Regions from separate parts of the Homo sapiens genome. Here region 2 is linked to region 1. The links are chromatin loops, found by intact Hi-C in ENCODE. Cell type or tissue: psoas muscle. All regions are shown on one strand. Links, peaks and the distances in the headings refer to the core of each region. The heading gives the core; the rest is flanking DNA.

What was found. Peaks named below come from ENCODE experiments on the same cell type or tissue, not always from the same donor. Only the 100,000 strongest peaks of a DNase experiment are listed, where the experiment ranks them.
Region 2: a loop joins it to region 1, with 1.8 times the contacts of the local background. A loop is called at or near these places in 1 of 110 quality-filtered maps.

What each region holds. Positions count from the first base shown.
Region 1 is chr3:132,980,526-132,985,916 of GRCh38, reverse strand. No RefSeq gene overlaps it. Among named protein-coding and RNA genes, the nearest start is that of TMEM108, 55 kb to the left of the region's middle. In psoas muscle, for the core only: no CTCF peak of the experiment used is centred there; a DNase peak (open chromatin) is centred at 2,626; H3K27ac peaks cover 3,417 bases.
Region 2 is chr3:132,861,621-132,867,011 of GRCh38, reverse strand. The region is part of intron 10 of NPHP3-AS1 (NPHP3 antisense RNA 1); the gene reads right to left. Among named protein-coding and RNA genes, the nearest start is that of NPHP3-ACAD11, 140 kb to the right of the region's middle. RefSeq lists an enhancer at 1,318-1,487. In psoas muscle, for the core only: no CTCF peak of the experiment used is centred there; no DNase peak of the experiment used is centred there.

The DNA.
Region 1 (5,391 bases), core at 134-5,133:
GTGAGGTGAGGCATTCTTTTGAAATAGGTGAGCAAAGGTCGCACTGAGGTGGCATATAATTCAATTCCTGAAGGAAGTGAAGGAGTAAACTAAACCACGCAGATATCTGGGAGAAAAGCATTCTAGGCAGAGGGAACAGCAAATGCAAAGGCCCTGAGGTGGGGCGATGCTCAATGTGTTCTACGAACAGCAAAGAGGCCAGTTTGGCTATTAGAGAGGGGGCAATGGGGAGAGCAGTAGGAAAGGAGGGAAGAGAGGTGACAGGGAGCCGGATTGTACAGAGACTTGTTTACCACCAGAAGAACTTCTTCTTCTCCTCTGAGAACAATGGGGAGTGATTGAGGGTTTGAGCCAAAGAATGGCATGATATGACCAATGACTAAATAGTATCACTTTTGCAGCTTTGTTGAAAATAGTTTTGGGGGAGGTGAGGTGAAAGCAAGGATTCTTGTTAACAGTTATTGCGATAATTAGAGGGAAAAATCTTGGGACCAGTGTGATGACAATGGAGGTAGTGAGAAGTGGTTGGATTTGGGATACATTTTGAAGTTAGGATCAAGAGAATTTGGTTACCATAAACATGAGCAAATCTAAGTGTGGTGGTTTAAAAAAAAAATCAGCTGGAAATCCTTTGCTACACCACTCATCTTGAGGGTCTACGTCTCCTCTCCTTGTGCTCAATGTGATCCAAGTGAGCTTATGACTGTTTACACCAGTAGAGTAATAGCAGTCATATTAGGTGACCTCTGAGGCTAAGCCATAAAGGCCACTCATTTTCTTCTCAGTCTTTGGAAGGCCTGCCTCTTTCTCATAACCTGGATTTCATGCTGTAGAAAATCCAAGCAAAATGACAGGTCAAGGTATAGGTACTCCACTTGATAGTCTCAGTTGAGTCCAGCTTTTGTGTGATTCCAGCCCAAGCAGCAAGCATGAGAGTAAAGAAGCTTCCAGATTATTCTAGCCCTGAGCCATTTAAGTCATCTTAGCTAAGTCCTCAGACATCAGGGAGAAAAGACAAGCAATTCCATCATGCCCTTCTGAATTTAGCACCCAGAGAATCTATTAGCATAACAAAATGTTTCTGGTTTAAGTCATTAAGTTTAGCATGTTTGTTACACGGCAATAGATAACTAAAACACAGACTCCAAGTAGGGGTAAACCTGATTACATCATCATAGAAAACCTACTGGGCAGCTGTCCAAAGTCTAGGCACAGAAATTATGCCATTATTATCCATGTGTAAGTGCATTAGAAGTAGGAAATAGCCCTGGTTCACTATCTCCCACTTACCAGTAATAAACCCCTTGCTAACTACTCAAAAAGCCAGATTGAACAGATGCACTCAGCAATCTGGTTCTACCCTTTATTAGCATTAATTACAGTCATTTTCCTTTTATTGGTTTTATTTTTATTAATATCTCCTCAAACAAGCCAATAAAAAAGAAAGAAAGAAGGAAAAGGACAAATGCCTTCATACATGGGCAATCTTCCACAGGCTCAATGAGTCAGTCAAGCTTAGGCGTGTCTCAAGATAGGCATGACCTGCTCTCCACATATCTAGCACTTGTGCCAGAAACTGGGAGGGACCAAGGATTCACATCAATATGAGAAGCAAAGGACTTCATGTGTGATCTCAACATTGTCTACCAGAATCTGTCACATTTTGGGGTCATCATTCTTGGCTTTGATCAATACAAGTAATAGAAGTGATATTAGGCTATTTAGGCTAAGCCATAAAAGCCATTCATTTTCTCACTGAACTGTGGAAGCAAGCCACTCACCAACTTCTTTGTGTCTAGTTCCTAATGCTGAAAGAAAAAAATCGGCCGGGCGCAGTGGCTCGCGCCTGTAATCCCAGCACTTTGGGAGGCCAAGGCGGGTGGATCACGAGGTCAAGAGATTGAGACCATCCTGGCTAACACGGTGAAACCCCGTCTCTACTAAAAATACAAAAAATTAGCTGGGCGTGGTGGTGGTTGCCTGTAGTCCCAGCTACTCAGGAGGCTGAGGCAGGAGAATGGCGTGAACCCAGGAGGTGGAGCTTGCAGTGAGCTGAGATTGCACCACCGTGCTCCAGCCTGGGCGACAGAGCGAGACTCCATCTCAAAAAGAAAAGAAAAGAAAACTGTACTGAGTGGTGGCAATCAGCTTTATCATATATTCTCAGGACCTAAAATAAGACACCAGACAATAGTTCTGCTAGACATAGAATATACTGGTTCTCTTTCTCTAGACACTTTGTAGTTTGGTGGTTATAGAAAACCATGTTTTGATTCATCCATCCATCATCCAAGAGATGCTTAGATCAGGAAACTATGTTAGGCTCTTCAGTAAAGGCAAGAAATACGGAGATGAAGATAGGACATGACTCATTTTTCAAGGCTCAGCCTAAATACCACTCTCCTTCATTAAAGTTGTAGTAACAATGCTGTATGCTCACCCAACTCATTTTATTTTTCACCTGAGCTCTCAGGAAAACTTCCCAACTTCCTGTACAGCTAAATTTGGGTCATGTGACTAAGTTCTGGCCAGTGGAAAATCTGGCAAATATGATGTCTGCATATCCAGCCTAGCCCATAAATCCTCTGGGCAGTGTTCCTTCTGTGGTAACCTTAGAGGCCATGTGTTGAAGGTGGTGAGCTCATGCAAAGCTGAGTCCCTGAATGACCCTAGGAGCAAACTGTCCTTCTGGCCACATTGACTGTGGCAGGATCAGACAGCTAACTTTTTATTTTGTGAAGCCACTAAGATCTAAGTTGTTTATTTCATTATTGTCTTCCTCCCCACCCACCTTTACCAAGACTAATACTAAAATTTCTTTAATTGCCACACTATTCAAGGTCCACTCAAAAGATAGAATTCATGCCAGATTTTCTTTTAATTGTGGTAAAATACACATAAAATTTACCATTTTAATCATTTTAAGCATATGGTTCAGTAATATTGAGTCTATTCACATTGTTGCACAACTAATCTGCAGAACTTTTTCACTTGCAAAGCTGAAATATATACCTATTAAACAACAACCTTCCATTTTCCCATGCCTCAGCCTCTAGAAACCACCATTCTACTTTCTGTCTCTGAGTTTGACTATTCTAGATTCCTATAAGTGGAAACATGCAGTATTTGTCTTTTTGTGACTAGCTTATTTCATAGCATAATGTCCTGAAGCTTCATCCATGTTGTAGCATTTGTCAGAATTTCCTCCCTTTTTAAGGCCAATTAATATCCCACCGTAGGTACATACCACGTTTTGTTTATCTATTTGTCTATTAATGGATGCTTGGGTAGCGTCTACCTCTTGGCTATTGTGAATAGTGCTGCTATCAATATGGCTGCTATCAATATCTCTTTGAGATCCCCTCTTTCAATTCTTTTGGCTATACACCCAGAAGTGGAATTGCTAGATCATATGATAACTCTATTTTTAGTTTTTTGAGGAATCATCATACTGTTTTCCACAGTGGCTGCCATTTTACATTCCCACCAACAGTGCAAAAGGATCCAATTTCTCCACATTCTTGCCAACATCACACTAGTTATTTTGAACAGAGAATTTAATATACAGAATTGTTAACTAGGTAACTGAAAGAGTAAAAAGGGAATACTAAGGTTTCAAGAACATAGCAAATGTGGGAGGCAGCTAACACCCCTAGGGCTGAGGGAACAAAGGGAAAAGGTTGGAATTATTAAAATGTAGAGACTTAGGGGAGAATCCTGTCAGCTGGGCTCCAGAGCTCTGAGGAATGGGCACAAGTTGGTGCAGGTATCTCTGAGAGGTATCAATGAGGCTGGTTCTGTGATGTTGGAGAGACTGCAAACTGGATTCAGCTGCTGCTACAGGAATAAACTACCATTGTCAAATTGTCACTACCAAGGCAAAGAAGCCTTGCTAGGGCAATGCTCACAGGAACAGAAAGCAAACCAGGGAAGCAAATCCCTTTTTCCTTTTCCAATCTTGCAGTCAGTCTCTAGTGCCCACTATTGGCAGAGCCTACAAGGGAGCAGTTGAAAAGCAGAAATGAAGTTTGCAGAGTCCCAGTCTCAGCATTAGCAAGTGGAGTGTGGATGGGTGGGTTGGAGCTAAGAGGCAATAACTTAGTAGCTGGCACACCACGCCAGGGAGTACTTCTCTCTGTACAGCACTCTCAGCACTTTGCCTGCTTTCTTTTATGGCACACATCACTTTCTACTGTGAATCAAAGTTTTTTGGTTATGCCTTAACTCTGATTCAAATATAAATTCCTTTAAAAGCTAGATCAAGGGCTGATTAATCTCTGTATACCTTCCTCATGTTCCCCAAAGCCTGGCACAATTGATGTACATACTTTGTGTGCAATAATTTTGTCGAATGAATTTGATCCGAAGTGAATGAAAGGGTAGTGTTTATAAGGGAGTAGGATGGAACACTGACGAAGCCCAACTATACTGAAAGTTGCCGCTAATTTGTGGATTAAATAGAATTTGGACTAAGAGATCCTAAAAAATGCTTGTGAAAAGTAGAGTTGCACCAGCTTTGTGGAGGTGCTCTGAGACTTGACTGAAGGTGTGAGAAAAGCTTGCAGTTATTCTAGTATTGGCTATAAACTCTGGCAATTGGAGAGGTGAAGAGTGAGAAAATGGGGCCTCTCCCAGGGCCTTCAAAGGCAAACCTGGTCTCCCCAGAATCTCTTCATACCCTATGCAGAATATTCTAGACCAGTTCTGATTCTCTATTCAGTAAGATCTTGGAGAGTTGATGGTCCAGTTATTATTTCTGCATAGCTAATTATTCCCAGACTTGGTGGCATACCAACAACAACTGTTTTGTCAAGTTCATGAGTTATGTGGGCCAGGAATTTATGAAGCAAACGGTAGAAATGGCTTTGCTTGAGGATGTCTGGAGTCTGCGCTAGGAAGATTCTATGGGTGGGGGAGACTTCATGGGTGGGAGCTAAAGTAATCTGGAGTCATCTTCACAGACATATCTGGTGATTGATGCTGACTATCTACTGGGACCACAGGTAGGGGCTATTGACTGGACTACTTACCTGTGGCCTCTCCATGTGACTTGGGCTTCCTCCCAACATGGCAGCCTCAGAAGATTCAGGCTTCTTATGTGGGGGCTCAGGACTCCACAGCAAGTGATGATAGTCTGGGAGCTGTTATGTCCTAGCCTCAGAAGTTATGCAGTGCCACTTCCACTTCATTCTCTTGGTTACAACTGAGTCACAAGCTTACTCATATTTAAGGGGAGGACTTAATGAATAACAATATGATCAATTGAAGAAAATCATGTGGGATAGGAAGCATTGTTATGGGCATCTTTGGAGAAGATTTATTTCTATTAAATCTGTTCTCCATATTTTCCAAATGAGGATGCCGAGGTCCAGAGAACTTGGGAAGCAGCTT
Region 2 (5,391 bases), core at 94-5,093, 120 kb after region 1:
GAGACTCTGCAATAATTGAGCTAACTAGTTGCATTGTGTCTACTGGTATGGTCTAATCTCATACATTCAAAAGTCAACAGTTCATTCTTAGAAGAGGTTCACACATCGGAAAGTGTTCTAGTAGACCAGCTGAGAGCGAATGGAACACAAAGAAGATATACTTTAATAGGAGAAACATGGAGTAGAGATCTAGGGCCTCAGTGGTGAAGCATTGTCTAGGTAGACTGCATATTGTGAGGAGATCTTTGTGGACACTCCTGGGGACCAAAGCGGTCCCTAAACCCCTAAAGACTTATGGGTCAACTATTGCAATTTTAGGCGTTCTCAAAATATTATGTTAGTTTACTAGTTTCCAAGAGAGATTACTTGAGTTATATGGGCAGTTTTCTCTAGTTTAGGCTTATAAAAAAAAGTTCTTTCTGAGAGAATTAGTTCCCATTCTTCTTGTATATATGTATGTGCCATTTATCCCTGGTGGGGTATTCATGAGGCAGTTCATCAGGCCCATAGGTCAGGACTCTGTTATTATAGACTCCAGAACCAGGCAACCTTAAAATATAGTACATCAGGATTTCTTTCTAAGATTAGACATTTCCTGATCCAGTCAAATACTGACTGAGAAAATAATAAGCCACCTTTTCAAACTTTGCATAAGCAAACCCAAGAGCAGCCTTTCCTATCCCAACCACTGCTAAGCCTACAGTGGCCACTTTCCCAAGAGCTGAATTGTCTATTTTAAGTAGATTATAGTAACTATCATTTTTTTCAAGATATATGTGAATTGTACTTTTTAAAAAATAAAATATGTCAATTAACTGTGGAAAATAGGCTGAAGGAAGAAGTTAGAAGTCTAGAATCTGGAAAGATCCACAAAGTAAAGAGATTCTGGCAATGACATAGCATAGCAACTCTTGGAGACATAATAGAGTTTGTGTTTCAGTTACTTACTGCTGTGTAATAAACTACCCCCAAAACTTGTGGCTTCAAACAAGAGCCATTTTATTATATCACATGATATTGAGCACTTTGTTACCACATTCTTCCCAAGAGGGTTCAATGTCCTTTGGGCTCCAGGCTAACATATAGATAAGAGATATCAGTCAGATTTTGCAGAATCTTAGACTTTATGATGCCATGAGGCCTACCTCTTCATGAGAGAAAAGTTATAAATGTCTCTGGGCTACCTCAAATGGATATAGTTTAATCAAAATTTACAGGGTTTTATTGCAACTTTATATATTCATCTCTGTTTCAACATCTCCCCACCTTCCATTTCATAACAACTCTTCACATTTCATCAGGAACAGTGGAGAAGCCATCAGATAAAATGTCTTTTTGTTAGCTATTGGGATTTGGTAATACCTCACACCTATTTTCAATCATAGAGAGGTTTCTAGAAAAGTCTGGCTTTATCGATATCTCATCACATTAAATGGACAGATGAAAAACAAAATTGTCTAGATACGTAGGAAAAGGCAAAGGCAAAATATTTTAGAGAAGATACAGATTATAACTAATTATAATTTTTCAATATGTGAGGAAATACAGAATGACAGAACTGATAAAGGAGGAATGTTTCCATTGTAAGGGTCAGAAAACTCAACTCACAGTGCAGTAAGTTAAATGGAATATATTGGCACAAGTCACTGGATAGTTTGGGGAGAGACCTAACTGGCTTCAGATTGCATTTGATCCAAAGCCTAAATGATACCAGAATTTGGTTTCTCTCTCCTTCCTCTTCTCTGCTCTTCCTTTCCTGTGTTGTTGCCTTTCAGGGAATCCTCTTCTCCATAGTCCCAAGATAGCTACCAGTAACTTCTGGGACTAACGGTTTCTAGGTCTAAATCTAGATGTGAAGAACCAGTGATAGTGCTCTAAATTTTCAGCAGAATCTTGTTCTCTCTCATTGGCTCTAAGTGAGTCTTATGTTCACTATTAAATCAATTTGTTCAAGAAAATGCATTGAGTGGATTGTTTTCAGCCTGAAATACTTCCTCCATTCTGAGTCATAAGTGGGACCAACTCTTCTGGAAGTACCCTGGATGAAAGGTAAAAAGAGATTTTGTCGAGGGAAAGTTGAAGGGCCATTGCAAGGAGGAAGAAAATTCTGGGTGACAAAAACAGATGTCCAGAGTTCTGGTTCCAGGTAAGATGGTGTAAACACATGCCAACCCTTCTCTCCCACTAGATACAATAAAACCTAGATAAACTGCATGGCACAGGTATCCAAGGTCTCTGAAAAGTGAATATCTGTAGCTATATTAAGAAAGAATACCAGAATTCAAAATAATACCAAATTGGCTGGTGGTGAGTTTATCATTTTTCCCCTCTGGTATCATCTGGCCTGAACTCATTGAAGCCTGAAACACAAAAGTGAGCCCTGTGATGCAGACAGAGAGAGATCCATGAGAATCTCTCTAATTTAGGGACAAAGAGCAGAAAAGAGATATCCTAAAGCACAGAGAGAACAGGGTAAAGCCCCCAGTTATTTTCTTTCCTTCTATTCTCTCTCACCCTAGTCCCCAGGCAACCTAGTGACAAGTACATGGCAAAGAAGAACCAAATGGAAATCATATAACTAAAATAAGTAATAACCAATATAAAAACCCCATGGGATAGACTCAATAGCAGAATGGACTAATTCCTCAAAACCCACAAACTACCAAAACTCACCCAGAACACAACAGATAACCTGCAGAGCCCCATAACTATAATACTAAAGAAATTGAATTTATATTTTAAAACATTCCTAAAAAAGAACAAATTCATACATATTTTTAAAGTTCATAGAACTGTACTCCAAAAGAAAATAAGTCAGTTTTACTGTATGATAATTTAAAGATATTTTTGAACATTTGGAAAAATAAATCTCGGTGTCCAAATGGTTTTACTGGTAAATTCTAGCAAACATCTTACAAAAACATATCAGCAATTCAACATAATCTCATTCAGAAAATAGACAAGGAGGCAATCTTTTACAATTCACTTTACAAGGCCAGAATTACCTTGATACCAAAACCAAAGACACCAAGAGAGAGTGAACTGCAGACCAACATCCCCTGTGAATATAGACACAAAAATCCTCAACAAAATATTAGCAAATTGATCCAATAACATATAATAAGATTACTACACAAAGACCAAAAGGGATTTATCTCAAGAAGCCAGGGGTGGATTCAATATCTGAAAATCAATCAATCAATCAATGTAATCTACCACAGTAAATGTATAAAATAAGAAAAGCTACCTGATCATATCAACAGATGCAGAAAAACATTTGAAAAAATATAACATCCATTCATGACAAAAATGCCAGCAAACTAAGAATACAATGGTGCTTCCTCGGCCTGACAAAAGGCACTTATAAATCCTACAACTAACATTACACCTAAAGGTGGAAGATGTAATACTTTTCTTCTAATATTGGGATCAAGGCAAGAATGTTCACTTTCACCACTTCTATTCAACATTGTACTGAAAATCTTAGCCAGTGCAATAAGGCAAGGAAAATAAATAAAAGGTACACAGGTTATTTAAAAAGAAGTAAAACTCTATTCACAGAAAACATTATCTATGTAGAAAACCTCACAAAATCTCCTAATGCTACCTGCACGTTGTGCACATATACCCTAGAACTTAAAGTATAATAATAAAAAAAAGAAAATCTCACAAAATCTACAAAAAGCCCCTAGAACTAATGAATGAGTTTAGCAAGGTTGCAGTGTATAAAGCCAACACACACAATACAAGTGTATTTCTATATGTTAACAATGTAATGTACAACCAGAAACTAAAAGGTAAAAAAATACCATTTATAATAACTTAAAAAAATAGAACTATAACAAGACATGTACAGTATTTATATGCTGAAAACTAAAAAATGTTAATATAAGAACTTAAAGAATATCTAAATAAATGGAGAGAGATAATATAGTAAAGATGTCAATTCTCCCTAAAAATTATCATTAGATTTAATAATACTGATGAAAAGCAGGATGTTTTTGTAGATATGTACCAATAGATTTTAAATTTTATATGATAAAGAAAATGAAAAGGAAGTAGAATAGCTAAAAATATATTGATAAAGAAGAATAAAGTTGGAGGACTCATACTACCCAATTTCAACTTACTAGAAAGCTATAGTAATCAACACAGTATGGTATTGACAAAGGGACAGAAATATAGATCAATGGAACACATCTATGAGAAAGTCCAGAAACCAGACCCTTATAAAAATTGCCATTTGATTACTGACAAAAGTGCTAAAGAAATTCATATATCTGACAAAAGACTTGTATTCAGAATACGTAAAGAACACTCAAAAACTCAGCAATAGGAAAACAAACAACCCAATTATTAAAATGGGCAAAGGACTTATACTTCTCTAAAGAGGATATAAAGTTGGCAGACAGGAACATGAAAAGATGTTCAACATCATTAGCCATGAGGGAAATGCAAATTAAAACTACTACACAACTACTTAATTGACTAAAATAAATAATCCTGATACTACTTGATGAGGATTGGAAAGCAACCAGAACTCTCATATCTTACTGGAATGTAAAATAATAGCAGCACCCTGGAAACACTCTTAGCAATTTCTTACAAAATTAAACATACGTTTACCATATGAGCTAGCAATCCCACTCCTCCATGTTTTCCCTAAAGAAATGAAATTTTGGCCGGGTGCAGTGGCTCACACCTGTAATCCTAGCACTTTGGGAGGCCGAGGTGGGCAGATCACGGGGTCAGGAGATCGAGACCATCCTAGCTAACACGGTGAAACCCCGTCTCTATTAAAAATACAAAAAAAATCAGCCAGGCATGGTGGTGGGCACCTGTAGTCCCAGCTACTCGGGAGGCTGAGGCAGGAGAATGGCGTGAACCCGGGAGGTGGAGCTTGCAGTGAGCCAAGATCATGCCACTGCACTCCAGCCTAGGCGACAGAGTAAGACTCCATCTCAAAAAAAAAAAGAAATGAAATTTTATGTTCACACAAAAACCTATACATAATTGTTTTTAGAAGCTCTATTTATAATTGCCCCAAACTGAAAATAACCTAATGACCTTCAATAGTATACTAGTTCCTATTTCTGCTGTAACAAATTACCACAAATTTAGTAGCTTGAAATAACATACACTTATTATCTTATAGTGTAGCGGGTCAGAAGGCAGAAATGGGTCTCACTGGACTAAAATCAAGGTTTTGTCAGGATTGCATTTCTCTCTGGAGACTCTAAGGAGGAACCAATTTTCTTGCTTTTTCTAGTATGTAGAGGCTGCCTTCATTCTTTGGCTCATGGCCCCCTTCCACTTTCAAAGTCAGCAGTGGCCAGTTAAGTGTTTCTGACAATGCCGTTTCTTTGGTTATGACCCTTCTGCCTTACTCTT